Linked DNA regions of Homo sapiens: all the other regions are linked to region 2. Evidence: chromatin loops called from intact Hi-C (ENCODE). Cell type or tissue: OCI-LY7. All regions are shown on one strand.

The links. A loop is a pair of places that touch in the nucleus more often than their neighbours do. Peaks named below come from ENCODE experiments on the same cell type or tissue, not always from the same donor. Only the 100,000 strongest peaks of a DNase experiment are listed, where the experiment ranks them.
Region 1: it touches region 2 in a loop (7-fold over the local background); 2 of 110 quality-filtered maps call a loop at or near these places.
Region 3: it touches region 2 in a loop (11-fold over the local background); 18 of 110 quality-filtered maps call a loop at or near these places.

What each region holds. Positions count from the first base shown.
Region 1 is chr4:174,925,949-174,930,948 of GRCh38, reverse strand. All of the region lies in intron 2 of ADAM29 (ADAM metallopeptidase domain 29), which reads right to left. Among named protein-coding and RNA genes, the nearest start is that of ADAM29, 10 kb to the right of the region's middle. In OCI-LY7, no CTCF peak of the experiment used is centred here; DNase peaks (open chromatin) are centred at 1,428, 1,888, 2,568, 3,768 and 1 weaker place; H3K4me3 peaks cover 4,201 bases; H3K27ac peaks cover 5,000 bases.
Region 2 is chr4:174,871,129-174,876,128 of GRCh38, reverse strand. LOC101928551 (a long non-coding RNA gene) reads right to left here. Exons shown (of 5, transcript NR_125900.1): 5 at 165-334. Among named protein-coding and RNA genes, the nearest start is that of GLRA3, 44 kb to the right of the region's middle. In OCI-LY7, CTCF peaks have their summits at 1,799 and 2,004 (motif pointing left); DNase peaks (open chromatin) are centred at 1,008 and 1,988; H3K4me3 peaks cover 548 bases; H3K27ac peaks cover 1,756 bases.
Region 3 is chr4:175,535,074-175,540,073 of GRCh38, reverse strand. No RefSeq gene overlaps it. Among named protein-coding and RNA genes, the nearest start is that of GPM6A-DT, 250 kb to the left of the region's middle. In OCI-LY7, CTCF peaks have their summits at 2,825 and 3,026 (motif pointing right); a DNase peak (open chromatin) is centred at 3,033.

The DNA.
Region 1 (5,000 bases), 55 kb before region 2:
TATTAATTAGACAGATAAAGCTTAAATTCAGCAGTTTGATGAGCTAAAACTTGATAACTACACACAAAAGTGGAAGGCTGAAAAAAAAATTCACAGCTTTCTGAAGTACATGGAAAAACAATCAAGAGAAATTTAAATGCATAAATATAAAATTTCCCAGAAGAAAATCATTCTTTTACATCAAAATTGTCAGTGTTAGTGGGCTATTTGAATTGTTAAATCTAGAGTATATTTTCAAAGTACAATTTCTGATTCTAGGAGAAAAGGAGTCATTTAAAAAAAAGAGTTGGCCATTTGTGAAAAACAAAATTAATAGTTGAAGGAAAAAAGACATAGTTACCTTTTAAACATAAAATCTGAGGCTTTTAATTCTTAAGTAAATTTAATTTTTAAGGACTTTAATATGACATTCCAAGTTTTGATACAAAATTGTTACTTTTCTGGAAAAATAATTTTGCTTTATAAATTATTATTACTCATCCATTTGTTCATTAAATAATCAGTAAGCAGCTGCCAGACAAGGTGCTAGGGCCTTTTTCACAAGATGAATGAACTCAAGTTACTCAGAGACAAGAATGAAGAGACATATTATTAAAATTTTAACACAATGTGAAAATTGCTTTAATTATTCAATTTAAAGTATTTTTGAGTGCTTACTTAGCTTCAAGCTTTACATCATGAGTGGGGATAGAGTTTCATATATAGATATATATGAGAGAGGCTGGGAGCGGTGGCTCACGCCTATAATCCCAGCACTTTGGGAGGCCGAAGTGGGCAGATTACTTGAGGTCAGGAGATCGAGACCATCCTGGCTAACATGGTGAAACCCCGTCTCTACTAAAAATACAAAAAATGAGCCGGGCATGGTGGCAGGCGCCTGTAGTCCCAGCTACTCGGGAGGCTGAGGCAGGAGAATGGAGTGAACCCGGGAGGCAGAGGTTGCAGTGAGCAGAGATCAGGCCACTGCACTCCAGCCTGGGCGACAGACTGAGGCTCTGTCCCAAAAACAAACTAACAAACAAAAATTAGCCAGGTGTCGTAGCATGCGCCTGTAATTGCAGTTCCTTGGGAGGGTGAGACAGAAGAATCGCTTGAACCCAGGAGACAGAGATTGCAGTGAGCTGAGATCGCGCCACTGCACTCCAGCCTGGGCAACAGAGTGAGAGTCTGTCTCAACTGAAAAAAAAAAAAAAGAGAGAGAGATGTGAGAGATAGAGTGAAGGAGAGATGTATAAACAATGAAATTATGTAAATCCTATACAAAAATGAGGCAGACAAGTGGGAAGGACTCCCCATAAAAACTCCAGCTGGCCTTGGGCACTGGGGTGGAAACTCAGGAAGTTCCTGTGGGTTTTGCAGCAGGGAGGAGCTTAGCCCCTCCTCTTCCTGTGTGGAACCTGGGATTCAAACTGCGAGGCGGGAAGCGCACCAGCAGGGACTCTGCCTTTGTGGAGAGTCTGTGTTTCCCCCCTTTTCCATTTTTTTCACTCCTCAAATCGTCCGCTAGCCTAAATTTTCGTAGCTGTGTGATAAGGACCTCATCTTGAGCTGAACTAATGAAAAGTCCTGTAACAAAAAGACATTTTATGTTTTACAAAGTGATCAAAAAGAGGTGGCTGGGTCTTTTTGAAAGCATCAGAATATGCTTTCTAAAGAAAGTCAACATTATGCTTCAAAAAGGTGGTACAAAATGTGCCTTATCAACTGATATGGAGTAACCAGGAGTGTACCTCACAGAAGAGGTAAAGATTGAACAGATTATTGAAACAAAATAAGGAAACTGTCAGGAAAACAAAGAGGAGAGGATATTTTACAGAGAAACCAACATGTGCAAAAACAAGAAAGTGCAAATTAGCAGATGGCATTCCGGAAATTTTAAGTCATCTGGCACTGACCAAGGCAGCCTTAGAAGTTCCCCTGAACCTGACTCAACTTCAGACAAGTTTCTTCCTGACTCTAGGCCCTTGATCTCTCTTTTCTTAGAGCAGTTACTTTAGAAAAGTTAAAATTGTAAATTCTTTCGCTGCAGCTTAGAGATGTAAATCTTCTCTTGCAAGTTTTACAGACTAGGAATGTCTTTCTCCAGGTCCTGAGAGTCATCCTTTTGAAAAGTATACACCAAGAAAGATGGAGTGCCTTCATCCAGTCTCTATAGAAATGTAGGAGCTTAACTTAGATAAGCACGTATTAGCAAACACAGATGGCCGAATCATGTTTACCAACCTCCCTGCAAAGTTCTCTAGTACTTTGTCATTAAAAACTGTCCCATCTTTTGTTTCAGGGGAGTTAAATTTAGTCTCTCTCCCCTATTGCAATAGTCTTGCCTCCCTCTGCAATTGTCTTTGCCTGTCAACTCTGGCTGGTGTCTTTTTTTTTTTTAAGCACATGACAGGGAATTTGTAGAGATAGGTAATGTTAGGGTCACCCCAACCAGACTGTTCCCCCTCCCTTCCCATGGGTCTTACAATGCAGTCGTTTGTGACATCCGCACAGCTCCCCCAGGGCTAAAGACAAACCCCCCTTCACTGACCCCTCCAGTAACTAACCAGTCAGTTACAGGATGCGGTTGACATGTCTGTTCACCTTGCATAACAAAGCTGGCAAAAAACATCTCCAGGATGCGGTCAAGACACCTGCACACCCATCTCAGCTCCCCCACCCTGACCCTGTTCCTCGCCTTGTAAAGCCATGCAATGGTCTGAAAGCAGGGCTGCCTCCTCTGCTTTTATCAGGAGGTAGCCCGGCAGGACTGATAATAAATCAGCTTGCCTGAACTCAGCTGTCCTTCCAATTATCCCTTACAGGTAAAATCCAGAAAATGAAGGTTTTTGTATACCCTTAGGGAAAACGTTTTAAGCAGGGAAGAGGAAGACAAACTGATTTGGAATCCTAGGACTGGAGGAAAGCCAAATTATAATGGCAGTTTGTCTTATATTCCCCCACCAAACAGAAGAAGGCCACACAGGCCAAGTGTTTCCCAGCCCATAATCTAGCAAAAGAAGGTGGCTCAGAAAGGATTAAGTCTCCCTTGGATCAAATGCATGTCCCTCCAATAATACCAAGCAAGATTCCACCAGCAAGAGGAATCAATCAGGACCCAGTAAACATAGAGGGGCCAGTAGAAGCACTCTCCCACCAGGCTTATCCTGAAACCCCACTCCCACATCCAGGAATACCCAGGTAGCTGTGCACCAACCAGCAAGAGGGACCTCGCCATAACAGGTGGTGTGTAGACTAGCCCTATAAATATATTATAAAATACTCCTAGAACCAATAAGTGAGTTCACCAAGGCTGCAGGTTACAAGATCAACAGACAAAACTTAATCACAATTTGTATGCAAACAAGGAATATTTAGAAATTGAAATTAAAACTCAACTACCATTTGCAATCATTCCAAAGAAAATTTACTACTTAGATAGTAATATAACAAAACATGTACAGAATTGACGTGGTGAAAACTACAAAATGTTAATAAGGGAAATTTTTTAAAATCAAATACAGATAGATTAGAACATTCAACATAGTAAAGGTGCCAGTTCTCCCCAAATTGTTTTATATTAGTTTGGTGCAAAAGTAATTGCAGTTTTTACCATTGAAAGTAATGCTGTTTAAAAAAAAACACAATTACTATTGCACCAACAGGTGTAAGCTACTATAAATATTGATATGCAGGTTTTTGCGTAAACATAAGTTTTTAGTTGGGCAAACACCTAAAAGTAGAGTGGCTGGTTTGATAGCGAGTGTATAATGAACTGTCAAATAGTTCAAATGGGCTGTACTATTTCCTAACACCTGTGTTTGAATGTTCCAGTTTGTCTGCATTCTTGCTAGCACTTGGTATTTTGAGTATTTCTTAGCCACTCTAAGAGATTTGTTGTGGTATCTAGTTGAGTTTAATTTGCATTTCACTAATGACTAATGATACTGAGTATCTTTGATAAGTATATTTGACATTTATGTATATTCTTCGGTGGAATGTCTGCTGAAATATTTTGCCTAGTTTGTATTGTTTTTTGTATATTTTACTGAATTTTAAGAGTTCTCAATATATGCCAAATGCAAGTCAGAGAGAGTTCATAAAGACAATAGAACTATTTAATGAAAAGGTGGTAGCCATATAGATAGCATTGTAAAACTGCAAATGAGGATTTTTATATAATAGAAATTGAAACTGGGGAAACAGTGTTATGTTTTGTTGTTATGTTTCATTTTTTTTTTTTTTTTTGGACATGGTCTTGCTCTGTCACCTAGGCTGGAGAGCAGTGGTGTGATCATGGCTCAGCCTCCTGAGTAGCAGGGATTATAGGCTTGCACCACGACACTCCCTAATGGTTTTTAATGTATTTATTAAGATGGAGTCTCATTATGCTGCCCAAGCTGGTCTCGAACTCCTAGCCTCAAGCAATCCTCCCCGGTCAGCTTGTTTTTAACATTGTTTTAGAGTGTCAATACTCTGAGTTTAAAAACTAGTATTTTAATGGAAAACATAACTCATCTGTCCTTATACTTTTGCCTTATTAAATCTTCATAGTTAAATATATCTTATTTTCAGAACTTGAGATAATTAAATAATATTTATATAATTTAATCATATTGACAACTAGGAGAAGTTTCTTTAGGCTAAGTAAACTTGTGTGCTTATGACCGGAAGGCAGGGAAGTGGTCTGAGCATCAATTTGAAGCGTTATCGATACGGTTTTTTCTTTTGTAAAATGGGAATGATAATAGTAATGTCTACCTCATACAGTGGTTTGGGAAGTTAAATACGATAAACCAGGTTAAATATTTAGGGCAGTGACTACCATTCTTATTCAATACATAATTGTTATTATGATTATTTTACAATCTTTAAAATACTTCAGTGGTTTTGCAAATCTCCACTTCACTCTATCTGTATAAAGATCCATACTCCTTTTTTTACACAAAATAGGAAATAAAGGATACAATTTTTTTTAAAATGATTTGAAAGAAAGCTGACTTTCATTAGAGTGTGTCTGA
Region 2 (5,000 bases):
GTTGACTGCTTGCTAGAGCAAGGGACCTGCCATATTAATGAAACTTTTAAGGATCCAATGATATGGTGCATGCCAGGACATCAGAACTTCCTGCTACTGAAAGGTTGCAATGCTTGGCAGACATTTGCAGATTTTTGAAATAACACATACCATACTAGGGCGTACTGCTTTGATTCATTTATCAGGTGACTTAGAACACTGCCAATTTTGAGTGGGTCTAGAGCCGAAGTCAGCTTAGCAGCAGTTGTACGCTGTTGTAGAAACAGCCTTACCACTTGGGTGATATGATCTGGCAGATCCAACAAGTTATAGAGCAGGAGTCAGCAGAATGTTTCTGTAAATGGCCAGGTAGTAAATATTTTAGGCTTTGAAGGCCTTAGGGTCTTTGCTGCAATGACTACACTCTGCTGATGTAGTACAACTATTCAACGCTACCATTATCCCAAAATTATTCAACTCTGCCTTGGTAGTGCAAATGGAACCACAGACAATATGTAAACAAATAAGTGTGTCTATGTTCCAATAAAACCTTAACTACAAAACCAGGCCCTGAGTCAGATTTGTCCCGTAGGCTATAATATTCTGAGCTCTGCTGTAGAAAAGAACATTGTGTGGAGTCCTCAGAGTACTCTAATAAGAAAGTTACAGCACAGGCCACTAGGGTTTGGAATAAGACCTTCCTCTTCAGCAGGGAATTGTAAACCACTTGCAGTACAATTTCTGGATTGGGGGCCTTACTGGAAACTGAATATCTGATTGTAAGGCATCAAACGACCATATGACTAAAGCTGCCCATCATACACTAATCATTGTCAGACTCATCATGTCATAAATGTAGGCCACCTAGCAACAAACCAGTATAAATTGAAAGTGGTATATGTGGGATTAAGCCCAAGCAGATCTGGATGGCATAAGTAAATTACATAAACAAGTAGGAACCACCCCATCCACCACCTACTCTACATCAACATATCTATCTCCACCTACACCTGTGCCTTTGTGTGAAGCCCCAGTGACCAGCTAATAGAAGAATGAAAAAGGAAGAAGGAAACTAAAGCCTGGTTCACAGAAGGGTTGACTGAACACTACAACTTCACTGAGGGGTGGCCTTGAAAGACAGTGGAGAGGGGAAATCTTCTCCTTGGAAACACCTTCAGGTAGTACATGTGGTCACTAACTTTTGTAACATATTTATTAGTAAGTATTATCGTGGGCCTCTGGAAAACATCTTGAAAGTTCTGGATGAGAAGTTCAGGAGAAGGAAATCTGGGCAAGAAGCTACCAGATGGACCTGAAGTGGTGAGCATGAACTTGTTCAGCTTTAGTGAAATTTTATACTTAACATTTCTTTCACAGGTTAATGAGAAATTTCTCTAAAGTTTAGCAAAACCAAATATGAACTTTGAACTCTAGACAGCAAAAGAGGAAATGGAGTGAAAAGAAGGTTAATTTAAAAATAGTGGAATTGACCTGCTATTGATTCCTTTCTTTCTTGCTTGCTTGCTTTATTCATTAACTTATCATTTTTATGTCTGCTCTTCAGTATTAATTAGCAAGTATATTAATTCCAAGTATATATGGAGTGTCTTGTAGTGAGTGACGGGCATAAGAATAAGTACATATCAAAATAGTCAAATATATTATTAAAATTATCATAAGTGCTATGAAAGAAAACAGAATACTAAGAATAACAAGAGTAGATCACCTTAGAAACAGGTTTCTCTGAAAAGGTAACATTTAAGAAAATGTTAAGAAATATCACAAAAAATTAGAGGAAGTCAGCAGTACAAAGACTGAAATTAAAAGTTTTCAAGGAAAAGAGTAAACAAATAAAAAAGACCTTCAGGTTAGAAAGAGCTTTTCATGTTCAAGAAATAGAAAGAAGGTGAACATGATTAGTGTGCAGTGATAGATGGGAACCTTAAGAGAGGAAAGAGAGGTGGGCAGGAGAGGGAACACATCTTAGCATCATTCTGGGCACCTGTTCTCAATCAGGCAATTGCGCCCTCAAGGGGCAAAAAAAAAAATGATTCTGGTGTGGAGGGAGAATAGTTCTCTTCTTATATGTAATGCAAAGATACACATATAAAACATAAACAGACAGTAAAATTTAATAAGAGGTCATTATAAATAAAAAGTCTGAAAAGGCTCTTTAGGTGCTGAAAATGAATACTAATTTGAGAATTGCCAACTAAGGATAACACTAGTATTTTAAGAAAGAAACCTGCAAATTTCAGTGGCTTAACACAATAGAATTTTACACTATCATAACTTGTGGATATTACTTTCTCCTACTTGATGATTCAGGCACTCGGACTGTTTCTAAATTTTTGTGCAAATAGTTCCCAAGGATTCAGGGACTTCTGTTCCCAGCTCAAAATCTGGGATCTCACTCCCCGATTCTGTATTCTAGCAACTCCAACACAGATCCTACACTGTCATGATCCTGCGTTTCAGTAACTAGCAGACAACTATATGCCCTTATCTCCCCTCCCCATCCATTATATAGTTACAGCGCAGGGATAAGACATCCATGACAAAAAGCAAAACAAATATGCCACCTGAATATTCAGAGAAGGGAAGAATAAGAAAACACACCAACTCCAGTTCAAGGCAAAGGGGCAATCCTATAGGAGGGCGTCATGAAGCCCTGCTCTGGCAGGGGTGGAAGTTCCTGAGTAGACAGTAATTCTGCTCTCTGAAAGGATCATTGTTCTCTGTGAGCCTTCATTGCACTCTGCATAGATTTCCTAGTTCATGTTCCTGTTAGAGTCAGAGGTGAGGTGGATGTTGGCGTTATTCCCTCTGTGATGGCTGTGGGGCTTTACTAGCATGCTTTGTGCTTGTGTGTGTTTTGGGATCTGATAGCAGTTCAAGAACAAATATCAAAGGCTTTCTACTTCAGGGATTTTGATTTTTTTTTATTGCTACGGTTCTCCAGAGAAACAGAATTGTTAGGACATATATAGAGCGATATATACAAAAAGATTTTTTAATGAGGGATTGGCTCACATTCTTCTGGAGGCTGAGAAGTCACATGGTCTGTTGTCTGCAAGCTAGAGGCTTAGAAAAGCTGCTGGTATACTTGCAATCCAAGAACTGAATGGAGGGCCAATGATAAAAGTCCTGACTCAAGTCCTAAGGCCTGGGAATCAGGAGCACTGATGTCCAAGAGCAGAAGACAGATGTCCTGGCTGAAAAAGAGAGTGTGAATTCTTCCTTCCTTCACCTTTTTGTTCTGTTCAGGGTCTCTGTGGATTGAATGACGCCCACCTGCACTGGTGAAGGGTGATCTTTACTCAGTCTATCAAGTCAGGTTTTGATTTCCTCCTTAAATACTCTTGTAGACATCCACCTCACCTATGACTCTAACAGGAACATGAACTAGGAAATCTATGTAGAGTGCAATGAAGGCTCACAGAGAACAATGATCCTTTCAGAGAGCAGAATTACTGTCTACTCAGGAACTTCCACCCCTGCCAGAGCAGGGCTTCATGACGCCCTCCTATAGGATTGCCCCTTTGCCTTGAACTGGAGTTGGTGTGTTTTCTTATTCTTCCCTTCTCTGAATATTCAGGTGGCATATTTGTTTTGCTTTTTATCATGGATGTCTTGTCCCTGCACTGTAACTATAAAATGGATGGGAAAGGGGATAAGGGCATATAGTTGTCTGCTAGTTACTGAAACGCAGGATCATGACAGTGTAGGATCTGTGTTGGAGTTGCTAGAATACAGAATCAGGGAGTGAGATCCCAGATTTTGAGCTGGGAACAGAAGTCCCTGAATCCTTGGGAACTATTTGCACAAAAATTTAGAAACAGTCCGAGTGTCTGAATCATCAAGTAGGAGAAAGTAATATCCAGTCAAGTTGATACATACAACTAGTTATCAAATTTCCCCAGAAAAATTTCCTGTGACTTGGGGAGGCTTTTGCTTCTAATCAATGCTAAGTACCAGGAACTATATGAAAGTCCTTTGTTAGAAATAATTCTCAAGTCTGTCTTACCTCGTTTTCTCCCTTCCACACCTTTCACTCTCAACCTAATGGTGGCTATTTTGAGACCACCTAAAACACTTCACTTGAAAGGCAAAGTAAAACCTTATCTGATCTTTGCTTCTGGACTGAGTCACTTAGATTAACTGGGAAACTTTACTGGGTATTTGTTGCCCTTAACTTGTTCTCTGTCTTGTTTTACCCTTCTTGTCTGTAGATTTTCTCAATCTTGCTAAGCGGTAAATTTCTCTATTCTTTCCCATTTCAGCTATCAAAGCAGATAGTTATTGCATGAACTGTTATTTCTTAAAGTCCCATTTTACAGGGAGAGGGAGTAAAGCCAACATACACAAATGTTTTTAATTTTTAGAACAAAATTTCCCAAGAAATACAGGTACAGTAAAATCTTGGTCTGCTTTTCACATTATGGCACACAGCAATTTTATGAAATATTTGCCACATAATAAGTTATCCAACCTTCTGTCCTGAAGTGTTTACTGTTTCTTAGCCTGTTGCTCAACTACTGATAAAGTGCCACATTTGTTCATAACTAGTTGGAGTGGCATCCATCATCCAATACTATTTCTATGTTGATAGAGTAATTCTAGAAATGTGTGAAATAGTAAGTGAACAAAGGTGAATGCTCAGACAGCAGATATACTAGACCAATAGGAACAACATGTACTAGAAAAGACTCAAAACCAATGGTAGCTAGACAAGTCTTCCATTGGTCATCACATACCAGAGTAATGCTCAGAGACCTAGCAGAGCAAGACAAACTCAGAACACCTCCAATTATGGGGTTGTGAGGCTTTTAGGCCTTGAAGTTGAAGTTTATACACCATAGCAGATGAGTAAGGGAATCACCACCTGTGCTGCCTACCAAGACGTACTGGCCTATGTGTTCATCTGCAGTTGGTTCCACAGACATTTTCAGAAGGTGTGATGTGTGTGATTTCTGGCTACTCACATTTGTTAGTCTGTCATTCTTAGTCAAATTAATGCA
Region 3 (5,000 bases), 660 kb before region 2:
TAAATTAAAACTCTTAATAACAATAAAAACTACTGCAATTATTGGTCACTCACTAAAAGCCACATTTTATTTTAGGTTCTATCCGTATTCTATGGTGAACTGTGGCATATTTAAAAGAGTTTTTAAAGTTTGAGGATTTTAAAAAATTTAATAGAATAACTCAATATAAATTAAATATAACTTCAAAGAAACAGATTGGTTTAAATTACTGAAATTGATAGGAACTTCGTTAACCAGATTCAGTCTTTATTGAATCCTTATTTTGTTTTGATTGAACTGGATTAGTAAGAGAAAGAGAGATGGTCCAAATCAAACAGAAACCAAGGGTTCATTTCAAAATACCATTTCTAGAGCTGTGTATAAATACCAATTTATTTACTTAACCTTTGGCATTTATGTCTATCCTCCTATTACATAACTGGCGTGCACCATTGTAAATGTGATGCTGTTTAAGAGTTTTTCCATTTAAATTGGAAATTTAAAGTCAAGTCTTCAGGGAACATTTGAGTGTTTCAAGCACTGATGACTTTTATTGCAGCTTTATCTTTGCCCAGTCTTTGAAAATTTTTTTCTCTATTCTATTTAGTATAAACAAGATCCACTTTGTGTCAGCACTCTGGAGATACAGATGAGTTAATGTAATTTTTCTACTTTAAGGTAAATGAAGTTAGAATTGTCTACTTTACTGTGAAAAATTCCAGTTTATCCATTTTCAAGCTCCTCTAAACCATCTAATCCCATTAATTAGAGTACTAAATCCTACATTCTTATGCTCAAGAATTTTGGAAAACATTTTAAACCTTTTTATTTTTAGTTTAACACTTTCCACCCCCACCCCCCACACCCCAACTGCTCAGTTAATCCTAAATTCCCCAGGCTCCACAGAGTAAATACAGTAATTTGTGGGATTTGTGGCTCTTTCAAATATCAGGTGAATTAAAAATATATATTTAAAAATCAAGCAAATTAAGTGAAAGTTCCTTAGAGGATATTTTGAGCACTTGATGACATGCCTTGGAGCCATGAAAGATATTGTGGTAGGGCAAAACGACTTCGAATGTAATATTCAGTTTTATTTTTCTCAGACTCAGCATTTCATTTGTTAAATGATCGTGATATCTGGAGAATCAAAACATGGTTGTTCCCTAGAAGCCCAAGACTTCCAAGTGGAATATAGGAACTGGTTCCTTTTAAATGCCCTCTTTGTTCCCCTCAACAAACAATTTATAAGCAATAGGATGGTGGTCTTCTGGCCAAAGCTTTACCAGAAAGCTCACTGAATCCTGGAATTCTTGAAAAATACATGTATTGCTTAAATACATTTAAGCCTCTAGAAGTTTATGGATGCTGAGTAGCTTGTCTGAGGTCTCCTGTTTGCACCATGACTGGCATCCATCTCTGAACTGTCTCCAAGCTGGGAAACCAATGGTGTTTCCCTCTCCTTTTGAATCAGGATAGCAGCCTTTAGAAAATTGCCCGCGTTTGAATCCTAGAACTGCCACTTACTAGCTCTGCAACCCTGGGTGAGATACTTAATCAATGACGCAGTTGTCCCACCTATAAAATGGGGATAGTATCTACCACATACATACAGGCTTTTGAAGTGAAATTGTAGTTAAATCATGTAAAGCACTCAGAACACTGCGTTTTATGCAGTAAGTTTTCCATAGGTGCTAGCTATAATTACTCATTTCATCCTTTATTATTTTAATTTGTTTTCCTAACCAGCTGGCTCCACCAAGGATTTGAGGTAGTTTACAATAAAGTCATAGATCTAATGGACAAAGAGAAAAATTCAAAACTAAAAGGATGAGGAGATGTTTTTTCTCAGGGAATGGTTCTGAGAAGCATTCATATGATTTTGATCAGAAGCAGTATCATAAGACAAGTGGATCTCGACAAACATGGGAAAATCTACATGACTCTCACTTATCCCCAGCTACTTCTAGATACAAAATATAATGACTAGTTTTCAAAACGTCCTATTTATTTTAACACTTCCTGTGAGAAAATGATGGCTTTTAATAGGTCTCCTAAATAATGATTTGGCATATAAAAATGCCTTAAATCCAGACTGAGAAATTAATGAGGTCATGAAAAAACAGTGTCTTTCTCTTTAGTCTTTTAGTATTTTGAGTAAATATGATGGGACCTTCGGTATTTATGACAGACGACACAACTGTTTGAAGAAAAGTTAATGATTATGGGCACGGTGGCTCATGCCTGTAATCTTAGCACTTTGGTAGGCCATGGTGAGCGGATCACTTGAGGTCAGGAGTTTGAGACCAACCTGGCCAACATGGTGAAACCCCGTCTCTACTAAAAAACAAACAAACAAGAAAACAAAACAAAACAAAAACTAGCCAGGTGTGGTGGCACATGCCTGTAGTTCCAGCTACTTGGGAGGCCAAGGCAGGAGAGTTGCTTGAACCTGGGAGGCAGAGATTGCAGTTAGCCAAGATCATGCCACTGTACTCCAGCCTGGGTGACAAATCAAGAGTCCAACTCAAAAAAAAAAGAAAAAAAAGATTACATTTTTCCCTTTTGCTGTATGTTTTTGAGTCTTGATCAAAGGACTATGACTTAGAAATTATTTTTTTTGGGTGCTTCAGGTACGAGCATTGTGATAATGGTTTCTATTAGCTGAATCATAAAGCTGTAGGAAGTACTCGGGTTGTCAGTTTATCCAATTTACCAATATACATTTATACTAAATAATGGATACATTACTAGAAACTAAAATGCTCATTTGTAATTTGTTGTTACGATTTTATTTTAGATGGTTAGTTTTGAATCACATTAAATGTTACTTTTATAGGAAAAAGAAACCAGAGCTATTGAAATCAATTTTATTTTTAAATCTAATTTCATTAGCATACAAACTGAATATGTATGTTCAATTTTATTATATATTTATAATTCTTTTATCTAATGCTGTGTATTCATCTAGAAAGGCTACAACTTCGTATCAAGCCTCGGAAACTCAAAATTGTCAAAAATGGAAGAAGGTTTTTAGCCACAAGGTGTCGTTGTTTGTCTTTTCTTTAGTGAGGTAACTGTGGCAACTTAGGTTCTCTAAAGGCTTATTGAATTAGGAAGCAGAATTTCTTTTACGGACAATAACTTAGGTTGTTGTCTTAACTCCTCTCATTCCATATATGATACAATTTCCAAAATTGTTTGCCAATTCTGTGTTTAATGAGCACAAGAGTCTAAAATAATACATGTTCTATGATGAGCTGCTTTATGGTTTAAAGTTTTTAAAATTTGAGATTTTTTTCCTCAGACATTTAATAAAATGATTTAATATGAATTAAACATAACTTCATAAAAAAACCAAATTGGTTTGATTTATTAAAATCAAACAGGGACTTCGTTAACCAGATTCATTTCTTTTTGAATCTTTATTTTGATGAAATTGTAAAGAAAAAAATTATAACAAATCAAATGGCATCAAGGTTTCACTTCAAAATGCCATTTCTAGAGATTTGTATAAACATATTTTCTCCTCAACCTTTGGCATTTATCTCTAGACCTTGTAGTACATAGCTGGTTCTCAGTATTGCAAACAGGGAGCTCCTCAGTTAGAAAGAGTATCTTAATAATTATGGCTACACAAAAGTTAATCAAAACATTTATACTCATAAAAAATTCCACAATGTCCTAGATTATTTCTTAATGTCTGATATTTTGGTTATCTGAGGAAATTTCAATGTAGATATATTGACCCAACCTTGATGTAAAGTAAAATAAGAAGTATTGGAGGTTTTGTTAAAATTCTAAAATCAGCTTATTTTCCATTAACAAAAAAGAGAACATCAATATCCAAGTATATTTATATAAATTGTAATATAATGGAAAAAATTTTAATAGCATATTTCCCAAGTACTGGACTTGTTAAATATGTCCAAACCAGCTACTTCTAAACTATATTACATAGAAAAATCATGTTATGGGTTGAACTGTGTCCCGCTAAATTTTATATGTTGAAGTGCTTACCACTAGTACCTCAGAAAGTGACCTTATTTAGAAATAGGGCTGTTATAGTTTGAAGTCAGGTAGCGTGATGACTCCAGCTTTGTTCTTTTGGCTTAGGATTGACTTGGCGATGCAGGCTCTTTTTGGGTTCCATATGAACTTTAAAGTAGTTTTTTCCAATTCTGTGAAGAAAGTCATTGGTAGCTTGATGGGGATGGCATTGAATCTATAAATTACCTTGGGCAGTATGGCCATTTTCATGATATTGATTCTTCCTACCCATGAACATGGAATGTTCTTCCATTTGTTTGTATCCTCTTTTATTTCCTTGAGCAGTGGTTTGTAGTTCTCCTTGAAGAGGTCCTTCACATCCCTTGTAAATTGGATTCCTAGGTATTTTATTCTCTTTGTAGCAGTTGTGAATGGGAGTTCACTCATGATTTGGCTCGCTGTTTGTCTGTTATTGGTGTATAAGAATGCTTGTGATTTTTGTACATTAATTTTGTATCCTGAGACTTTGCTGAATTTGCTTATCAGCTTAAGGAGATTTTGGGCTGAGACAATGGGATTTTCTAGATATACAATCATGTCATCTGCAAACAGGGACAATTTGACTTCCTCTTTTCCTAATTGAATACCCTTTATTTCCTTCTCCTGCCTGATTGCCCTGGCCAGAACTTCCAACACTACGTTGAATAGGAGTGGTGAGAGAGGGCATCCCTGTCTTGTGCCAGTTTTCAAAGGGAATGCTTCCAGTTTTTGCCCATTCAGTATGATATTGGCTGTGGGTTTGTCATAGATAGCTCTTATTATTTTGAGATACGTCCCATCAATACCTAATTTATTGAGAGTTTTTAGCATGAAGCGTTGTTGAATTTTGTCAAAGGCCTTTTCTGCATCTATTGAGATAATCATGTGGTTTTTGTCTTTGGTTCTGTTTATATGCTGGATTACATTTATTGATTTGCGTATATTGAACCAGCCTTGCATCCCAGGGATGAAGCCCACTTGATCATGGTGGA